Linked DNA regions of Homo sapiens: all the other regions are linked to region 3. A link is a loop called in an ENCODE intact Hi-C map of the cell type or tissue named here. Cell type or tissue: GM12878. All regions are shown on one strand. Links, peaks and the distances in the headings refer to the core of each region. The heading gives the core; the rest is flanking DNA.

Region 1 (3,763 bases), core at 739-3,238, 72 kb after region 3:
TGAGTGCCAAGGCAGGAGAAGAGGATGAGCTGGTTTGTTTAAGAAACGGCCAGAAGGCCAGTGGTATAGCCAGCACTGTGAGGTTGATGGAGAATGAACAGCAGGGAATGGAGCACAGCCAAGCCACGCTATGCAGGCTCCTAGAGGGAACCTGGGGAAGGACTCTGGATTTTATTCCAAGTGTGAGGACATGCCATTGGAGGGTTTTGAGAAGGGAAGTGACGTGACCGTGTTTAAAAAGAAAGATTGATCTATCAGAATGTGGATTCGGCAGCCATATACAGAAATGAGTCTACCCCTGGTTCAAATTAATTTAGCCCACCTGCTACTGCAGGATCTGGACTAGATGAATTTTTAACACGTCAATAGTTGAAATACAGAGCCCATTTTTATTTATATCCTTTATCTTTTTATTATTTATTTATTTATTTATTTTTGAGACAGAGTCTCACTCTGTCGCCCAGGCTGGAGTACAGTGGCGGGATCTCAGCTCACTGCAACCTCCACCTCCCAGGTTCAAGCAATTCTTCTGCTTCAGCCTCTTGAGTAGCTGGGACTACAGGTGCCCGCCACCATGCCCTGTTAATTTTTTGTATTTTTAGTAGAGACAGGGTTTCACCATGTTAGCCAGGGTGGTCTCCATCTCCTGACCTCGTGATCCACCTGCCTCAGCCTCCCAAAGTGCTGGGATTACAGGTGTGAGCCACCGCACCTAGCCCCTAAATCCTTATCTTTAAAAAAGTCTTAGGGCCTCTATGTTTTTCTTTTAAACAAGGTCTTGTATAAAGATGGATTGCTCTCTAGAAGAGAAAATGTTTCCAGTTTTTGAGTCAATGCCTGTGTCATCTTTTGTCTTCTTTTAGTGTAACTTTTGAAAATTATGCTGTGGCTATGCAGTGACTCATACCTGTAATTCCCAGCGCTTTGGGAGGCCAAGGCAGGTGAATCACTTGAGGTCAAGAGTTCGAGACTAGCCTGGCCAACATAGTGAAACCCTGTCTCTACTAAAAATACAAAAGTTAGCTGGATGTGGTGGCACGCTCCTGTAATCCCAGGTACTTGGGAGGCTGAGGCAGGAGAATCACTTGAACCCGGGAGGCGGAAGCTGCAGTGAGCCGAGATCCCACCACTGCACTCCAACCTGGGCAAGAGAGCGAGACTCTGTCTCAAAAAAAAAAAAAAAAAGAAAAGTACGCTATTTGATTCTCCCTCCCTCCCTCTTCCTTGTGTACTTCCTTCTTCCCTCCTTTCCTTTCTTTTTTAAAAGTGCTTGTTATTTTATTAGAGATCTGGATTCTGCTTGCCAATGTTAATAAAATGCAGGATTGTTTTTATTAGGTACTATTTGTTTACTTTGTTTTGTTGTTTTCTTTCTTTGTACAAAGATATCTTGGGAATATTGAATATATTCACAGATGGTAGAATCGGAGTTTGCAGTTCTGCTTTCTTTGCCCTGACCTTGTTTGAGACGTGCTTGCTTCTGATATGCTGATTCCACGTTGCAAAAGTGAAAGTATGTACTAAAGGGCCTTAAAATTAAGCAGCAAAGTAAACAGAGATTAAATTGTCTTTTGAATTTGTCAGCCTCGAACCATATGTATTTTGTGGCCACCGTATTTTCTTCATTCTTTTGTAACTGTGACCCAAGCCCATAGTGATGTGTGTATACCTCTCATGTAGAAGCAGGTCAGAACATTCACTCTCAGTTACCTTGACAAATATTTGTGGGCAGGCTGGGCTTGCTACCTACACAGCTTCCTAACAGCCCACTTTTGTGCTCAGGAAATATATCAGAACCACAAGAGGGCAGCTTGTTCAGTGAACCTAGGGGTAAAAAAGTGCTGTTTGTTAGTTACAGGATAATGAGAGGGGGAAGATGTCTAAATTTTTCAAAATGTTTCTTGCATAAGGAAGTTTTTTTTTTTTTGCATTCCTTGACAGTTTCATCTATTCAAAGAGAGAATGATTTTGGAAATTAAAAGTTTTAAGACGAGTTTCTTCATGCATATCTATTTTTTCCTTCTCTGGAATATAAATACCCATTTCCCCTTGAATCCCTTTTTCCTCTATCTTCCGTCCCTTCAATCTTTATTAAGGTATAATTTACATATGATAGGGCCAGGCGCGGTGGCTCACACCTGTAATCCCAGCACTTTGGGAAGCTGAGGTGGGCGGATCACTTGAGGTCAGGAGTTTGAGACCAGCCTGGCCCACATGGTGAAACTCCATCTCTACTAAAAACACAAAAATTAGCCGGGCATGGTGCTGGGCACCTGTAGTCCCAGCTACTCTGGAGGCTGAGGCAGGAGAATCACTTGAACCCAGGAGGATGAGGTTGCAGTGAGCTGAGATCATAGCACTACATTCCAGCATGGGCGACAGAGTGAGACTCTGTCTCAAAAAAAAATTACGTATGATAAACTTCCCACATTTTCAGTGGTGACTTTTAACACATGTATCCAGCTGTGAAACCACTACCCCAATCAAGATGTAGGAACTAACATCTCTGGAAAGTTTTCTCATGCCCCTCTGCAGTCAGTCTCCCCTCGAAGGCCCCACATCCCCTTTAATCTTTAATCGTTGAGAACATTTTACCTGACACAAAGCATTTTATAACTTTAAAGTAATGATCATGCACAAAATTTATGGTCTTGTGTAGGAGACCATGTGAGAATTCGGGAGAGATGCAAGGAAATCAAACCCAGCTTCGTTCCAAGACAGCTCTGTTGGGTTTGACCCTTTGTGGCTGTGGTGGTGGTTATCCTCTGGCTAATATTCATGGAGAGGGAGAACTGTCATTAACTGAACAATCATTAATTTCCCATTTGTTCTTTAATATTTATTTCTGCTGTATTTAACATTTATTACTGCGCACGGTGGCTCACACCTGTAATCCCAGCACTTTGGGAGGCCGAGGCGGGTGGATCACAAGGTCAGGAGTTCGAGACCAACATGGTGAAACCCTGTCTCTACTAAAAATACAAAAATTAGCCAGGCGTGGTGGCACACGCCTGTAATACCAGCTGCTTGGGAGGTTGAGGCAGGAGAATTGCTTGAACCCGGGAGGCGGAAGTTGCAGTGAGCTGAGATTGCGCCACTGCACTCTAGCCTGGGCGACAGAGTGAGACTCCGTCTCAAAAAAAAATTAGCTGGGCATGGTGCCACACACCTGTAATCCCAGCTACTTGGGAGGCTGAGGCAGGAGAATTGCTTGAACCCGGGAGGCGTAGGTTGCAGTGAGCCGAGATCATGCCACTGTACTCCAGCCTGGGCCACAGAGCGAGACTTCATCTCAAAAAAAAAAAAAAAACGAACAAACAAAAAAAACATTTATTGCACCTATGTACTCGTATTATTTAACTTAAGGAATCCTCCCTCTAAGGGAAGTGCTATTATTATCCTTACTTACAGACTGAGGAAAATAAGAGGGAGACTGAGGTACTGGCTGGGCGTGGTGGCTCACGCCTGTAATCCCAGCACTTTGGGAGGCAGAGGCAGGTGGATCACTTGAGGTCAGAAGTTTGAGACCAGCCTGGCTAACATGGTGAAACCCTGTCTCTACTAAAAATACAAAAATTAGCTGGGCACGGTGGTGCGTGCCTGTAGTTCCAGCTATTCGGGAGGCTGAGGCAGGAGAATCGCTTGAACCCAGGGGGCGGAGGTTGCAGATTATGCCACTGCACTCTAGTCTGGGCAACAGAGCAAGGCTCTGTGTCCCCCCCCCCAAAAAAAAAGAAACTGAGGTACAGTCATGTGTGGCTTT
Region 2 (3,763 bases), core at 450-2,949, 50 kb before region 3:
GATCAACACGACAAAACCTCGTCTCTACTAAAAATACAAAAATTAGCTAGGCATGGTGGAGGGTGCCTGTAGTCTCAGCTACTGGGGAGACTGAGGCGGGAGAATCACTTGAACCCAGTAGGTGGAGGTGTTGCAGTGAGCCGAGATCGTGCCACTGCACTCCACTCCAGCCTGGGTGACAGAGTAAGACTCGTCTCTGGAAAAAAAAAAAATTAGCTAGGCATGGTAGCTCGTGCCTGTAGTTCCAGCTACTTGGGAGGCTGAGGCACAAGAATCCCTTGAACCCGGGTGGTGCAGGTTTCAGTGAGCTGAGATTGTGCCACTGCCCTCCAGCCTGGGTAACAGAGTGAGACTCCATCTCAAAAAAAAAAAAAAAAAAAAGAAAAAGAGATTTCAGTATGGATTTTGGAGGATCACCAAATTCAGATCATAGCAATACTTGTGCTATAAAAGCCAAATGCAGAGTCCTGTGTTAAGGAACTCCACCAAAGTACATGAGAAGGAAGAAGAAGCAGCAGCTTTGCCAAAATGATTTGATAAAAGAGAGAAATAATGTATTCAGAGAAAAGGGGAGGAACTCAATCTTTGTCTAAGGTGAACTTCCAAATCAACTCATTAATAAATGCTCCAATAAAAACAGTGTACTTGTTATGCGTGAAATGCTGTTTTAATATTCATACATATAAGAAAGGTAATGATAGGTGTTTACCATAGACTGTTTGGAGTCTGATCTTTTTTTTTTTTTTGAGACGGAGTCTCGCTCTGTCACCCAGCCTGGAGTGCAGTGGCGTGATCTCCGCTCACTGCAACTTCCGCCTTCCCAGTTCAAGCTATTCTCTTGCCTCAACCTCCTGAGTAACTGGGATTACAGGCACACGCCACCACGCCTGGCTAATTTTGTATTTTTAGTAGAGACAGGGTTTCTCCATGTTGGTCAGGCTGGTCTTGAACTCCCGACCTCAGGTGATCCGCCTGCCTCGGCCTCCCAAAGTGTTGGGATTATAGGCATGAGCCACAGCCCTGGCACCGGAGTCTGGTCTTATACTTGATTCACTGAGTAGCTCAGTTACTTAGTTGCTCCCTGCATCAAAGAGGCTCTTATAGTAATAGCAGCTATTAGCAGCTGGCAACTATTTTACACACATACATCATCTCTAATTTTCAAAAGAGTTCTGCAAGGAAGGCATTTGTTGTAGGCAGAATGTCTAAAATGGACCCTAAAGATGTCCTTTATCTCTGGAACCTGTGAATATGATGAGATTTCACTCTGATGATTATATTATGTTGTATGGCACAGTTGACCTTAAGAAAGAGTGATTATCTGGGTGAACATGAGCTGCTAAAGCAGAAAGCGGCAGGCATGGTGGCCCATGCCTGTAATCCCAGCACTTTGGGAGGTCAAGGCAAGAGGATCACTTGAGCCCAGGAGTTTAAAATCAGCCTGGGCAACATAGCGAGATCCCCACTCTACAAAATAAATAAGTAGATAAAAAAAAGAATAAAAGCAGAGAGCTTTCTCTGGCTGAGAGCAGAAGTCAGATGTTTTCCAAGTGTCAGAAGGGTTAGGTGTGTAGTTGCTGCTTTGGAATAGAGGGTCACTGTGGAGGAAGGGGGCAGGCTTAAGGAGCTGAGAAATGGCCTCTGCTGACAGCCAGTGAGGAAACAAGGCCTCGGTCCCACAACTGCAGGAACCTACATTCTGCTGACAACAGGGATGAGCTTGGAGGAAGACCCTGAGCTCTAGGTGAGGACACGGACAACCAACATCTTGATTTCAGCGTTTCAAGGCTCTTAGCAGAAAACCTGGTTACGCCATCTGGGGCCTCTGGCCTACAGCACTGTGAAATGATGAGTGGGAGTAGCTCTTACCCTCTAGATCTGTGCTAATTTATTACACAGCAGTAGAAAACTAATAAAGCATTCATACCCTCCTCCTGCAGAGGAGGAAACTGAGGTTCAAGGAAGTTTAGTAAATGTGGTGAAAACTATCTTGAGAATGTGGTTAGGGCAGGATTTGATGCAGGCAGACAGACCTACCCACGTCACCATTCAGTAATGTGTTAACCAACCAAGATCCACAGGATGCAAAAGGAATAAAGCTCTTGATAGAGGGAAGGATGACTCAGCTTTCTACTCAGTTTTAGAATGACTCGGATTCTTATTTACTATTGGCTGAACAATGGCTTGGGTTTCTGCAAGGATCTTGATCTGTGGGAGTGGCTCCCACGTATCTGCTCTGTTGAGATGTATTAGCTTGTCTCCTTTTTTCGCTACAAGCATTAGATGACTGATTTCCAAACGAGTGAAGCTGAATGGATTTAGCCAGATTAACATTCTAACAGCAAGAAACAGGGGAAGAAAAGGCAAATCCTGGGGCGCTTTGTTAACACACGGAATCACTCACACAAACATACTCAGGAAAAGCCTTCTCTCCGAGGCCTAGCTTTGTAGATATTCAGCTTCCTGAAGACACGCCAGTTTTAAAAGGAGGAGTTCCAAAGAGCACTTACCATCAGGACCTGGCCCCAGCTCTTCATGTGACCTTTCCTTCCTCTTTCCGGCTCACTCCACTCCAGCCGCAGGACCTCTGGACCCTCCCTTGAGTTATGCTAAACTCCTGCCTGCCTTGGGCCACTGTGCCTCTGTTCTCTTTGGCGTGGAATATTCTTTCTCTAGTTCATGTCGTTAATTCACTCAGATCTCTGCTCAAGTGGCATCTGACTGGAGTGTCTTTCCCTGACCAACTTATTTAAAGCAGCGCTGTTCCCTGCCCGTCACTGTCTCCTTATCCTGCTTTATTCTTTTTTTTTTTTTTTTTTTGAAGAGGGGGTCTTGCCCTGTCTCCCGGGCTGGGGTGCAGTGGCACGATCTCGGCTCACTGCAACCTTCACCTCCCAGGTTCGAGCGATTCTCGCGTCTCAGCCTCCCAAGTTGCTGGGACTACAGGTACGTGCCACCATGCCTGGCTAATTTTTGTATTTTTAGTAGAGATAGGGTTTCACCATGTTGGCCAGGCTGGTCTCGAACTCGTGACCTCAGGTGATTCACCCACCTTGGCCTCCCAAAGTGCTGAGATTACAGGCGTGAGCCACCGCGCCGGCCCCTGCTTTATTCTTCTTCATAGCACTTTGGCTACCTGATATGCCTCAGATGTACAAATATGTTTATTTGTTTGTCATTGCCTTTCTCCCGCATGAGGTTTTGTTTTATTCATTGCTGTATTCCCAGTATCCACAATAATTTACAGCACATAGTAGGGAATCAAATATTTGTTGAATGAATTAATGAATCAAGAACAAAAGCACTGCATCTGTTAAATGATTTGGCATTCCTGAGCTATTTCTGCACCTAATCTCTCTCTCTCTCTCAGGGGTATTTGCTAATGGGTCTAATATGGGAAAGATACTTAATTCCATGGTTGTACAAAATCTAGAATACAGAAGATTAAAACCTGGAGACAAGGCCGGGTGCAGTGGCTCAAGCCTGTAATCCCAGCACTTTGGGAGACTGAGGTGGGCAGATCATCTGAGGTCGGGAGTTCAAGATCAGCCTGACCAACATGGAGAAACTCCATCTCTACTAAAAATACAAAATTAGCCAGGCATTGTGGCACACGCCTGTAATCTCAGCTACTTGTGAGGCTGAGGCAGGAAAATCGCTTGAACCTGAGAGGCGGAGGTTGGAGTGAGCCAAGACTGCACCATTGTACTCCAGCCTGGGCCACAAGAGCGAAACTCCGTCTCAAAAAAAACCAAAAAAACAA
Region 3 (3,763 bases), core at 731-3,230:
AGGCTGGGCACGGTGGCTCATGTCTGTAATCCCAGCACTTTGGGAGGCCAAGGCGGGTAGATCACAAGGTCAGGAGTTCGAGATCAGCCTGGCCAATAGGGTGAAACCCTGTCTCTACTAAAAGTACAAAAATTAGCCAGGCATAGTGGCGGGTGCCTGTAGTCCCAGCTACTCGGGAGGCTGAGGCAGGAGAATCGCTTGAACCCAGGAGGCAGAGGTTGCAGTGAGCTGATCGCGCCACTGCACTCCAGCCTGGGCAACAACAACAAAAAAAAAAAAAAAAAAAAAGAAAAAGAAAAGAAAAGATGGCTTAAATAATATTTCTTTTTGTGTGTTGTCATTTGATTAAAAAATAATAACATGGTTCTTGGTACACCAAGCCCTTGCCAAGATTAGGCCCATCTTCCCAGTAGCCTTCTCAAGACAAAGTTGCCTTTGTGTAACTACAACTGGGAGGCTTTGGTGACACAGAAAATTTAATGGGGCACTGCAACTTCTTATTAACAGAAAATGCAATGGCCTAATGTTTTTGTTGTTTTTGTTTTATGTACTACCAGTTAATACCTATGATCTATTTCTCCATGAGGATGATCTTACTATTTTAGACATGTCCAGGGAAGAATGAGGTGGTTATGGCTTTACCTTAGAATTTAGTTAGATTATAAAAGGCTGCAGCATGCTGGCATGGAGGAGAGCTCAGCACTGTGGGCTAGTTTGTTATCAGGGTAATCAGCAACGTTTGGTCATGTGGTGAGAAAAAAAGGGGTTTATCTAGAGTAAAGATGCAGATTTTAGGGAAAGGATGGCTATTCATACTAAATTCACACTCCATAGCAGAGTGGCTAGGAGCATGGGCTGCCTTGGTTCCAATCTTAGTTCTGCCACTTACATGTGACTTTAGGCAGGCTAACTAAAAAAGAAAACTCTGTGACTCAGTTTCCCCAACTGTAAAATGCCTACCTCACAGGGTTATTATAAGGATTAAATAAATTAATCTGGGCCAGGCTTGGTCACTCACACCGTAATCCCAGCACTTTTGGAGACCAAGGCATGCAGATCACTTGAGCCCAGGAGTTTGAGAACAATCTAGGCAACATGGCAAAACCCCATCTCTACAAAAAATACAAAAATTAGCCAGGCGTGGTGGTACACGCCTGTAATCCCAGCTACCAGGGAGGCTGAGGTGGGAGGATCCCTTGAGATCGGGAGGCGGAGGTAGCAGTGAGCCGAGATTGCGTCACTGCACTCCAGCCTTGACAGGGCAAGACTCCATCTAAAAAACAAACAAACAAACAAACAAACAAACAAGTTTATACCTCTTTGTCTGCTATTTAATATCCTTTAAAAGGCTGAGAGTTGCCAATAAGCAATGATGAGGAGGAAAAAAGTGCATTTTTTCGTAATTAGAAAAAACTTATTAGGTCATTACTAGAAGGAAAAAAGTATGTTTTCTCAAAATTAGGGAGAGTGAAGAGCTGAGCGTGGTGGTTCATGCCTGTGGTCCCAGCTACTTGGGAGGCTGAGGCAGGAGCGTCGCTGGATGACAGGCGCTCAAGGCTTTAGTACGTTATGATTGCGCCTGTGACTAGCCACTGCACTCCAGCCTGGGTAACATAGTGAGATCTCACCTCTAAAAAATACGGAGGGTCAACCAAGAAATCCAAGAGTGAAAGGGCAGTATCAGGTGAATATCAATGAATCACAGCAGTGTGGCTTTTCTGGTGGGCTGACAGTGTACTCTTAGTTACTAAGAAAAGAGATGAGGAAGGACAGGTGGCTGAAGAAGTATTAGAAGAATTGCCTCTAGTGAAATCCTATTTGCAGAGCAAAGAGAAATCCAATAACAAGTTAGCCCTTCCCATTTGGTGCAAACAGTAGTTTGGCCCAGGGACCTCCTTTGCTTTTTGCTCCACATTGTGGGCTCCAGCATCTACCTCAAGGTATATGTCAGTTTGCCAATGAGTAAACAGAAACTGCCAGCTCATATGATACGGACAAGCCCAGCCTGAAACCTAGGAGTCACTTCTCCGGTGGGAACTGCAGGAGGCACACAGACCCTGAAATTAAATGGTAACACCCATGTTCTCATACACCCTGGTCATGTATGAAAGGTCTTGCCCTTTCTCCATTGGCTAGAGCTAGTCACGGAAGGGTGGATACGTCTGCAGAATCTGCTTATCTGCTCCCCTGCTTCCACCTTTGTCCTCACCGCTCTCCCCGCACACTCCTTTCTTAACCCAGTATCCAGAGTGACTCTTTTATTTTTTGAGATGGAGTCTCACTCTGTCACCCAGGCTGGAGTGCAGTGGCACGATCTCAGCTCACTGCAACCTCTGCCTTCCAGGCTCCAGTGATTCTCCTGCCTCAGCCTCCTGAGTAGCTAGGATTACAGACATGCACCACCATGCCTGGCTAATTTTTGTGTTTTTAGTAGAGATGGAGTTTCACCATGTTGGCCAGGCTGGTCTCGAACTCCTGGCCTCAAGCGAGCTGCCTACCTTGGCCTCCTAAAGTGCTGGGATTGCAGGTGTGAGCTACCTCACCTGGCCAGAGTGACTTTTTTAAAACAGAAGTCAGCTCGTGTCAGTCCCCTGCCGAAAACTTTCTAGAGCTTCTCTATCTCACTCAAAAGCCAGTGAATGACTTTATTTCTAGTCCCATCACCTCTTTAACCTCGCCTGCTACCACACACATCCTTACTTCCTCTGCTTTAACCACACTCCTTTTCTTGATGGGGTGTGCCCAGCACATTCATACCACAGGGCCTTTGCACTGGCTGCCCCGATGCCTGAACCATCATCCCCAGACATCTCCATGCTTCACTCCTTCACCTCCTTCAAGTCTTTGCTCTGCCTCCTCCAGGTTAAAACAGCAATTCCTCCTTCCTGCCCGCATCCTCTGTCTCACTACCCTGCTTTCTCTCTGGTATTTATCGCTTTGTAGCATACTATGTAATTGTGTGACCTATTATCTGTCTCTCCCTGACTAGAATGTCTACTTCATTCATTGGTGTATCCCAAGCACATTAGAGGAGCGTCTGCCACAGAGTAGGTGCTCCATAAATACTTGTTGAATAAATGAATAAGACACACAGGCTTTTACACATTTCAAGCGTGACTGAATGCGTTTTACTCGAAATACAACCACGAACATACCTTTCTGAATGAGCATGGGTTTTCTCCCAGACCTCTCCCAGGAGGCTGCCATGTTTTCTGTGGTTTATTTTCTCTGCCACCACAAGTCCTTGATGGAGGCTGATGACTAAGTAACGTGCAAGGCAGGGCCAAATGTGGGGATGTCGCAATCGTTTCAGCACTTCCCCATTTCAGAGCTTCCCTGTTTCCAAATCAAAGCCTCCTCTTTGGCAATCTTTTTGTGATTTACATCTAAATGTGTAGCCCTCTGTTTGAACCATTTTGTGAATCGCATGCCCTACAGATAATTACACTTGACTGACTTATGTTACTATATTGTTTATCACCTTTTCTACTGTCATTTAATTATAATTAATGATTTTCTGAAAGTAACTGTCAAGACAAATTTTCTTAACTATCTCTTTTCACCTTTGAGGTTTCCACAAGTGCCAATTGCTGCTACAGGATTCCATTTAGATTGTTCTCAGCTGCAGAGCTCAATTAGGTATTTTTGTCTTGACCTGGCATGAAACGGAAGTGCTAGAGTCATTGTTTGAGTCTTTAATTTTTCCCCAGAACCTTTGTACAAATACTTGATCTTGCCTTTACAAAGTGGCAAAACAATTCTC
Region 4 (3,763 bases), core at 826-3,325, 63 kb after region 3:
TTCCAAAAGAGGACCACTCCTTCTGAGAGACACATTTTTCTTTGATCGTGTTAATCCTACAGCCTGATTACCCACCCCTCCTGCTAGTCTTAGAGTCCAGCAGACCAGGTGGTCTCTTTCTGTTAACTTTGCATATCTTTAAATCTAGTGGATTTTGCAGATTATCACTTGGGGGTATGTTTCCTGGATTGTAACCATGGGGTACTGATTGTAAAACATGCAATTGATTTAATAATAGCTTTTTAAAATGAGTAAGTAGTCACATGGGCTATTTGAGAAACAGGTTTCAAGTCATTGAGTCATTGAGGGGACCTTGCATTGTGGACCTCTAATGAATGTTAACTGACTGGCTGAATGAATAAATGAATGAGAGAAGGACAGAGATTTCTGATCTAGTAAAAGGATATCTTACATTAAGACAACGGAGGCCAGGCGAGGTGGCTCACACCTGTAATCCCAGCACTTAGGGAGGCCCAGATGGGTGGATTGCTTGAGCGCAGGAGTTCGAGACCAGCTTGCGCAACATAACGAAACCCCATCTCTGCAAAAAATACAAAAATTAGCTGGGCATGGTGGTGCAAGCCTGTAATTCCAGCTACTCAGGAGGCTGAGGTGGGAGGATCACCTGAGCCCAGGAGGTGGAGGTTGCAGTGAGCTGAGATTGCACCACCGTACTCAAGCCTGGGTGACAGAGCAAGACCCTGTCTCAAAAAAAAAAAAGAAAAAAAAAAGAAAAGAAGAAGCAAAAAAGAAGTTGGGCACAGTGGCTTATGCCTGTAATCCCAGCACTTTGGTAGGGCAAGGCAGGTGGATCACCTGAGGTCAGGAGTTCGAGACCAGCCTGGTCAACATCCCATCTCTACTGAAAATACAAAAATTAGCTAGGCGTAATGGTGCATGCCTGTAATCCGAGCTACTTATGATGCTGAGGCCGGAGAATCGCTTGAACCCAGGAAGCGGTGGTCGCAGTGAGCCGAGATTGCACCATTGCACTCCAGTCTGGGCAACAAAAGTGAAACTCCGTCTCAAAAAAAAAAAAAAAAAAAAAGACAATGGAAAAATAGTCCCAGAAAGGCTAAGATTTAAGTCCCATCCTGCCTCTTGGGCACTTTATAATAAGATAATCTCTCTGGACCTCAGTCTTCTTTACTGAAAGTGGGTTTAACAGTTCCTTACCAGGCTTGATTGTTGGGAGGTAAAAAACCAGACACATAGTCTCCTTTAATGCAGTTCCTGACACGTAGGCAGTGCTAAGAATGTGGGAAATAGTGAGAGAAAAGGGAATAGCAGCAACTTTTTTTTTTTTTTTTCCGAGAAGGAGTCTTACTTTTTGCCCAGGCTGAAGTGCAGTGGCGCGTTCTCGGCTCACTGCAACCTCCACTTCTGTGTGCAAGTGATTCTCCTGCCTCAGCCTCCTGAGTAGCTGGGATTACAGGCGCCTGCCACCATGCCTGGGTAATTTTTTGTATTTTTAGTAGAAACGGGGTTTCACCATTTTGGCCAGGCTGGTCTTGAACTCCTGACCTCGTAATCCACCTGCCTTGGCCTCCCAAAGTGCTGGGATTACAGGCATGAGCCACCACGCCCAGCCTAGCAGCAACTTTTTAGTTATGGTGGTCAGCAGTCAAAGAGGGCATAGATGGCTGCATCATACAAAATAGATGAAAACTTCGAATGTATGACTAGGCAGGAGAGGGTCGGGGAGGTCACCTCCTGGCTTCCCCTGGACTGGCAAGTGACCAAAGGCTGGCACTGCCGGGAGCAGGGAGAGCCGAGGTGTCCTCATTCAATCCAAGGAATTGGTTGTATTGTGAGCTCTGGTTAGATTTTTTTTTTAAATGCACCTGGCAAGGTTGCTTTGAACTCTTGATCATCCAAGAGTGGTAAGAAAGTGCTGGGCCATGCACATGCTCATTCCTCAAACACCTGTGCCTTGGCAAAGTGGAGATAACCAAAAGTCTGAACTTCCATACTCTTGTGTTTTAAAATCAGAACCTTAGGCAGCACAGAAAGCATTTTAAGAGTTTTCTGCACTTTTCATGGAGTGGAGTTAGATTTTGCAGGTGATACCAGTGAAACCTTTAACTGTCAGTGACCCTGGCCATGTTAGGAAATTCCTGACAACTGTCAGACCTCTGTGGGTCAAAACTCAGCTTGGCTGCGTTTTGACAACACTGTTTTGCTGACCAGGCTGGTGTTTAACTATTGTGCCAGGGTCAGGATGGAAAAATAAGAGAGTAATATCAAGAAAGTGAGCGCGTGGTTATGGGTGAGTGATTCTCAGACCTACTTGCTAATCTCTCTAACAGCTATCTGGCTAGTGCAAGTAATTTGGCCAAAATTTTAAAAAAGGTAAACACTAGAAATGGCTTGTAATGTACAGATTTGAAGGAACAGTGACTTATCTATTTCATTTGCAGTTTGTTGTGCTTGAGAGTCAAGGCTGGGGCATATTATGTGCTGCCAACAGGAATCAGAAGTTGAGAAATCAGGAACAAGTGTTCTTTCTACCCTCTAATAAAGGGCCTGACTTCGCAAAAACAACAATAATCCTATTTTTGCACCACCAAGAGTCTTCCCGATTTGGGTGGGACCTTAGAGGATGGTGGAGGGGATATTTCATGAAACTCAAAAAATATTTGCTGAATCAAGATTTTCTCTACCCTGGTGTTGGTCACCCACAGGAACAAAGATAGAATCTTTTATATTTAAACAACACCTCAGTTTTTCTTCCTTAACAGTCTTATTTTTAAAAAATTTAGATAAGATCTCCAATGTTTGCTTCAGGCTTTCTCACTTGACATTATCTTGGACTTTGGGGCTTGAGGGAGAAAATGCAGCTTCTCTGTATAGTTTCTGAAATGATGCTTGCATACCCATGTCACTTGATTCGTTATTGTAGAAATAACACCCACATTATGGGCTAGCCATATCGTATTCTGTGTTTGTCACCTGTAATTGTTTGAGAAACACAGCCTGATTTCATGTTAGACTCACTTGAAAAATATTTATTAGGCTCTCTCCTTCTATTTGCCAGAAATAGAGGCAAAGGCTGCTTTTCCATATAATCCAAACTAGCTTATATTCTGTCTTGGTGAAGTAGCCTCTAAAGAAAAAACCATTACTGAGGGGCAAATGCTATCTATGTCATGGTAATATACCTTGTAATAGGGATAAATACCTTGTAATAGGGATAAAATAAAGGCTGGATCTGCCCTATTCACCACAATCACTAGCACAGTGCTTGGAACATAGGAGGGGCTTAGTACACATTTCTTTTTTGAGACGGAGTCTCACTCTGTCACCCAGGCTGGAGTGCAGTGGCGAAATCTTGGCTCACTTCTACCTCCGCCTCCTGGGTTCAAGTGATTCTTCTACCTCAGTCTCCCAAGTAACTGGGATTACAGGCGCCTGCCACCACGCCCGGCTAATTTTTTTTTTTTTTTTTTAGACAGAGTTTGACTCTGTCGACCAGGCTGGAGTGCTGTGGCACGATCTCGGCCCACTACAACCTCTGCCTCCCGAGTTCAAGCAATTCTCCTGCCTCAGCCTCCCAATTAGCTGGAACTACAGGTGTCCACCACCACACCTGGCTAATTTTTGTATTTTTAGTAGAGATGGGGTTTCACCATGTTGGCCAGGCTAGTCTTGAACTCCTGACCTCAGGTTATTTGCCAACCTCAGCCTCCCAAAGTGCTGGGATTACAAGCATGAGCCACCATGTCTGGCCCATTTTTTTTTTTTTTTTTTTGTAGTTTTAATA

Evidence for each region. A loop is a pair of places that touch in the nucleus more often than their neighbours do. Peaks named below come from ENCODE experiments on the same cell type or tissue, not always from the same donor. Only the 100,000 strongest peaks of a DNase experiment are listed, where the experiment ranks them.
Region 1: a loop joins it to region 3, with 4 times the contacts of the local background. A loop is called at or near these places in 12 of 110 quality-filtered maps.
Region 2: it touches region 3 in a loop (4-fold over the local background); 5 of 110 quality-filtered maps call a loop at or near these places.
Region 4: a loop joins it to region 3, with 2.2 times the contacts of the local background. A loop is called at or near these places in 14 of 110 quality-filtered maps.

The regions. Positions count from the first base shown.
Region 1 is chr4:40,549,072-40,552,834 of GRCh38, reverse strand. All of the region lies in intron 1 of RBM47 (RNA binding motif protein 47), which reads left to right. Among named protein-coding and RNA genes, the nearest start is that of MIR4802, 49 kb to the right of the region's middle. RefSeq lists a silencer at 1,718-1,807. In GM12878, for the core only: a CTCF peak has its summit at 1,790 (motif pointing right); DNase peaks (open chromatin) are centred at 866 and 1,644; H3K4me3 peaks cover 1,347 bases; H3K27ac peaks cover 1,848 bases.
Region 2 is chr4:40,671,433-40,675,195 of GRCh38, reverse strand. No RefSeq gene overlaps it. Among named protein-coding and RNA genes, the nearest start is that of RBM47, 43 kb to the right of the region's middle. RefSeq lists an enhancer at 1,715-2,914. In GM12878, for the core only: no CTCF peak of the experiment used is centred there; a DNase peak (open chromatin) is centred at 1,995; H3K4me3 peaks cover 570 bases; H3K27ac peaks cover 1,853 bases.
Region 3 is chr4:40,621,386-40,625,148 of GRCh38, reverse strand. All of the region lies in intron 1 of RBM47 (RNA binding motif protein 47), which reads left to right. Among named protein-coding and RNA genes, the nearest start is that of RBM47, 6.6 kb to the left of the region's middle. RefSeq lists silencers at 1,651-1,700, 3,021-3,100. In GM12878, for the core only: a CTCF peak has its summit at 2,056; DNase peaks (open chromatin) are centred at 2,028 and 2,698; H3K4me3 peaks cover 2,283 bases; H3K27ac peaks cover 2,500 bases.
Region 4 is chr4:40,558,513-40,562,275 of GRCh38, reverse strand. The region is part of intron 1 of RBM47 (RNA binding motif protein 47); the gene reads left to right. Among named protein-coding and RNA genes, the nearest start is that of MIR4802, 58 kb to the right of the region's middle. RefSeq lists enhancers at 1-196, 340-840. In GM12878, for the core only: no CTCF peak of the experiment used is centred there; a DNase peak (open chromatin) is centred at 2,235; H3K27ac peaks cover 2,080 bases.